Regions from separate parts of the Homo sapiens genome. Here region 1 is linked to region 2. A link is a contact called in ENCODE Hi-C data. All regions are on one chromosome and are shown on one strand. The core of a region is the stretch at or near the end of the contact, and the rest is flanking DNA. Distances in the headings are between cores, read along the strand shown.

The links. Hi-C counts contacts between places; a loop is a spot of excess contacts on that map. Pooled maps may share reads with other maps.
Region 1: a pooled map shows a loop between it and region 2 (2.2-fold over the local background). The contact joins two enhancer-like sites. A Hi-C loop is called at or near these places in 8 of 50 pooled maps.

Annotation. Positions count from the first base shown.
Region 1 is chr4:150,721,561-150,724,451 of GRCh38, forward strand. All of the region lies in intron 36 of LRBA (LPS responsive beige-like anchor protein), which reads right to left. It also overlaps the pseudogene ZBTB8OSP1. Among named protein-coding and RNA genes, the nearest start is that of MAB21L2, 140 kb to the left of the region's middle. RefSeq lists a silencer at 1,397-1,691. Within about 2 kb of position 1,636, at least 10 of the 41 ENCODE cell types and tissues checked have a DNase peak (open chromatin) inside an H3K27ac peak, as active enhancers do.
Region 2 is chr4:150,304,775-150,307,474 of GRCh38, forward strand. All of the region lies in intron 52 of LRBA (LPS responsive beige-like anchor protein), which reads right to left. Among named protein-coding and RNA genes, the nearest start is that of DCLK2, 230 kb to the left of the region's middle. Within about 2 kb of position 1,402, at least 2 of the 41 ENCODE cell types and tissues checked have a DNase peak (open chromatin) inside an H3K27ac peak, as active enhancers do.

The DNA of each region.
Region 1 (2,891 bases), core at 386-2,885, 420 kb after region 2:
CTATAGTATCTTATGAAATACAGAAATTGTAGAACAAAAACTTATAACTTTATTTATTTACTTATTTTTCCTGAGACAGAGTATTGCTCTGTCCCCCAGGCTGGAGTGCAGTGGCACGATCTTGGCTCACTGCAGCCTCTGCCTTCCAGATTCAAGCGATTCCCATTACTCAGCCTCCCGAGTAGCTGGGACTACAGGCATGTGCTACCTCACGCCTGGCTAATTTTCGTATTTTTGGTAGAGATGGGGTTTCATCTTGTTGGCCAGGCTGGTCGCGAACTCCTGACCTCAAGTGATCCGCCCACCTTGGCCTCCCAAAGTGCTGGAATTATAGGTGTGAGCCACCACGACCAGCCAGAAATTTACAACTTGAACTGTGACTTTCCAAAATGGAAAATTAGGGCATGTCCTTGGTCTGTGTTCCCCAAATAGTCAATCTTTAAAGAATTCTTCAATTCCTACGGGGCAGTTATGGTCCTTCATTTGTTGATCATCTGCTGTGGCAGCAAGTGCCTCATGCCCTTCCATTGCAATGCAAGCCTTCCACCCTCCCCTCAGAACAGAATGCTGATGTCAGCAGCAGCCTGGTGCTAAATCCAATTTGGAAAAAAAAATAATTTGAGAAAATATATTTCCACACCCAGAAAAAAATATATAAAGTTAAGCAGAATGCCATTCAAATATAAAGATAGCAGGCAAATATTCTTAAACATGGAAGAACTTTAAGTTTACAACACATATAAGCCCCTTGTGGAAAAAGAATAACCATGAAATGCAGCCAATTAAGAACTGAGTCAAAAGAAAGAATCTGGAAATTAAGTTCCAACTAATAAAGTTGGGGAAAATGAAGAGTGAGTATTGAATTCACTTAAATAAAGAACAAATACTCAAGTACTATAAGAAATGTGATTATAAACATGAATGTTATAAATTTAGACAATATGAAAATTAAAATATAACTAAAAATTAGGAGGTGAGGGGAGAGAAAATAAAAGGAACATACAAGTGACTAATATCCTCAGCCTCCATAAGAGAGTGTGAATTGACATATGTAACATAAAAATCAACATCAGAGGAGGGCAGAGCACGATGGCAGAATAGAGGCCTATCCCGTTTGTCCACCCTGCTGCAACACCAAATTTTAACAACTATCTGCACATAGCAAAGCACCATCACTAGAACCAAAAATCAGGTGAGCGATCACAGTACTTGTTTTTAACTTCATATCATGGAAAGAGGCATTGAGGGGGGCAGGAGAGACAGACTTGAATCACTGATGCCACCTCTGCCCCATCGCCCAGCAGTGGCCATGCACTGCAGACAGAAACTGCACTTTGGGGAAGGAGAGCTCAACGACTGGAGAACTTTACATTGGTCTCAGTGCTGCCCTGTCAGAGCAAAGAATAAAGCTATGCTGGGCTCCTTCCATAGAGGGAGCATGAGGACCAGCCCTAGCCAGAGGGGAATGACATATCCCAGGGGACAGAACATGAGTTTCTTGGCAAGCCTCGCCACGCAGGCTAAAGTACACTGGGTTCCTAGATAAACTTGAAAGGAAGTCTAGGACACAAGGACGGCAATTTCTAGGCTCCTCCTAGTGCTGGGTTGGGCTCAGGGCCAGTGAACTAGGGTGGCACATGACCTAGAGACACACCAGCTTGCGTGGCTAAGGAAGTGCTTGCATTAGCCGTGCCCTAACCCCAGGGAGTGAAGCTCATAGCAATGAAAGTTACTCCTTGCTTCTGCTTAATGAGAGGAGAGCAAAGAGTAAAGAGGACTTTGACTTGCATTTTGGATACCAGCTCAGCCACAGTAGGATAGGGCACCAGGCAGAGTCATGAGGCCCCGTTCCAGGCCTTAGCTCTCAGATGATATTTCATTTCTAGACACAACCTGGACCAAAAGTGAACCCAGTGCCTTGAAGGTAAGGATCCAGTCCTGGTAGGATTCATCACCTGCAGATTAAAGAACTCTTGGGCCCTGAATAACCAGCAGTGATAACGAAGGGAATATACCATGTGTCTTGGGCTTTGAGACTTACTAGCTTCAGGGGTGACCCAGCATATTCCCAGCTATGGTGCCTACAGTGAAATACTACTAATGTTTCAGAAAAGCAGAGGGAAAAATAAAGGGAACTTTGTCTTGCATCCTATGTACCAGCTCGGCTACATGGGGGTAGAGCAATAAGCTGGCTCTTGGGGTCCCAAAGTCCAGGCTTAGGCTCTTGGACAGCATTTCCAGATGTGCTTTGGGACAGAGGGGAGCTCACTGACCTAAAGAGCGAGTCTCAGGCCTGGCAGCATTCATCACAAGCTGACAGAAGAGCCCCTAGGCTCTCAGTAAACATCAGTGGTGGCCTGAAGGAATCCCCTGTGGACCGGTGGTGGGGGTGGCCACAGGGAAAGGCAGCTCTGCCTGTGGAAAGTGAAGAGTAGGAAAGACTTTGTATTGTGGTTTGAGTGCAGGCATAATGACAGTAGAATAGAATATCAGGAAAATTGCTAAGCTGTTTAACTCCAGTCCCTGGCTCCCAGACAGCACTTTGGACATTCCCGGAGCCTGTGGGAACTCACGGCCCTGAAGGGAAGAAACTGGGGCAAGACCTAGTGCTGTGCAGGTTTCAGGTCTAACCCAGTGCAGCCCTAGTGGTGGTGGCCACAGACTTACTTGCATCACCACACCCCCAGTTGCAGGTGGCTCAGCAAAGAGAGACAGACCCTGTTTGTATGGGAGAAAGGGAAAAGAACAAGAGCCTCTGGCTGGTAATCCAGATAATTCTTCCACATCTTATCTAAGACCACCAAAATGGTACCTCTACGAGTCAGCAAAAAACACAGCCTTATTGGGGTTGGGGTCCAAGTCCTTTCAAATACCTGGAAAGCCTTCCCAAG
Region 2 (2,700 bases), core at 152-2,651:
GGCGGGGATCAGATTACACGCAGGCCTTACATAGGATAAGACAAAAGTTAGGTAGCTGAAAGCAGTCTTATTAATAACTAGAAAATCAAAGGTTAAATCCATGTATTTTAACTACTGAAAGAAATACATCATATATACATCATACATCATGAATACATCATATAGTGATGTGATCATAGAGTATATATATGACTTCTGCTTTAGCCTATGCCTAAATGCTGAGAGCACATAAAATATAGGTGTGATTTAAATAGATTATGTATGGGCAGGCTTATTTCAGATTTGAAACCCAACAATCAGTGGGTTGTAGGAGTGAGGAGGAGTGAAATAACTAACCAGGTACTTGAGGTAGACGACATAGAGGAAACCCAGGTGTTCTTAGTGCAGTAGGAGGCTTGCAAAGAACAGCTATTCACTTGGTAACTTAATTTCCAACTCATGTGAGGACAAAGGGAAAAAATGTAGCTGTAAAGGTGGGATGGATTAAATATAGGGGCAGAGTTTTACAAGAGTCACATGGTAATTCTCATGAGTTGAAGTCACTGCTCTGTTTCTCCAATGTCAGTGTAAGGAAACATACATTCAGTCATGGTGGTTCCTTTTCAAAATTTTTAGTGTTTTGATTGTTTTCCAAAAAGTTATCACAATTAGTTTTCATTCAACAAATACTTAGCACCTATTAAGTGCCAAGCATTAGGCCTTCTTACCTGTATACAGTGGTGAACAAATAGACATGGTCCCTGCCCTCATAGCCTTTACAGTCTTGTGGGGCAGACAGTCATTAAACAAACCCAGACTGGTATATAATTATGAATAGGGATGAGTATTATAAAAGAACAAGGTTGGATTAATGACAATAACAAGATAGAACAAATTTACACTGGGTGTCAGGGAAGATCTAAATGAGAGAGTGACATTTAAGCAGTTACATCTAAAGGGTTTTATATGTTAACACAAATTAACTTTATTCTTTACAATTTATACTTTGGGCTCAACTCTGGAAAACATTATTTTTTTAAGTTTACTTTTTCCTGTTCTGGCAGCCTTCCTCAGCAATATTTGTTATTGCTATAAGGTTGAGGTTCACTCCTCCTAAATAAATCACAGCATATAAATACCTGCTGCTCTTTTTGGTAAATTATTTTCTGATAATCTTATAAGTGTTCCTCAACCTTTATTTTTTGTTTCCTTTAATACCAGTCCACCTCTCCACACACTAATATCAAATATTACCACAAGCACTAGAATATCCCTTTTTTGACAGAACAAATTTTCTAGTTAATGTTTTATTTGACAGCTGTGCTACAAATAAAAAAATTCAAGCTCAGGACTCTGCACCACTGAATCTAAAATGTGGCCTGAAAATAATTCCGACTGCCAGGGGAAGGTTTTATTGTTGCCTCTGCTGTTCTGGTTGTGGCCCGAAAACATGATTTATGTTTAAAGAATTTCCTGTTACAATCCATGTTTCTCCTCCCTCCTCCCCAATCTAATAAGAGAAGGATTTTTTTTTTTGGCTTGTGTGCTAAAATATAATTGAATTTAACACTTGTGTTAGCTTTGCCATTATATATTACTGATCATATGATTTTCCCTTGATTCTGTGCTAAACTTAAGAAAAAATATTTAATATTCCTATTGTTGTAAAATCACAGACACATATTTACCTTAACTGAAATTATTTTAAATAAAACTAGCATCAGAGTTTTTATACAAGATATTAAGAAAGACACCAGGACTATCGTTTGAGATTTTTTTTATACAACTTTTCTGGTAAGTATAAATATTTTTATTTCACAAGCTAAGTCAGTCCCACTGAAATGAAGTTTAAGGCTATTCCTTATTTGTACGTTTTATACACACAAACACACACATTTTTAAAGACATTAGAAGGTATTTTGAAAGAGGGAAAAGAATGACATCAGGTTTATTAAGTCTAATGTAACATGGCAAACATACTAGGAACTTAGTGTTACAAATTACAGCATTTTCCCAAAAAAATCAGTGACTGACTGGTAACACCTAGATGAGACAACATGCTATGATCACAAAGTGTGCTACATTTAAAATTTAAAAAGCTAGGTCCAAGGCCTACTTCTGTCACTATTAGCTACATACATTTCAACGAATTACATAATCTCTCTAAACCTCAGTTTTATTATCTGAAAAATGGGGATAAGACACCTGTCTACTTCACAGGATTATTGTGAGACTGAAACAATATCTAGTATGTGAGAGAATTTTATAAATTCTATAAAATTGTGTGAATATAGGATTTTAATTATTAGTGTTATATGAAAGTGAAGTTAGCTTTACTTTACAAATGTTAATACTGAGTGTCTTTAAAAAACAATAATATAGAATGTCAACAAACTAAAAACACTCAAATGTCAAAACCAAAGATTGACATGGTTTGTGATTCCATTTATATGACATTCTGAAAAAGGCACAACTAAAGATGAGGAACAGATTAGTTGTTGCCAGGAGGTTGAGGGTGGGGTAAAAAGTTGACTTCTAGTAGGTGGCACAGGGTATTTGGGGGCGCTCTGCACCTTGATTGTGGTGGTGGTGAATTACTCTATGGTTTGCACTGTAAACCAAAAAGAGTGGTTTACAGTTCTATTAGTTCTATATTACAGTGTAAAATTCATTTTCATGTTTAAAAATGTTTTAATCACTTAAAAAATATATGGAAAAACA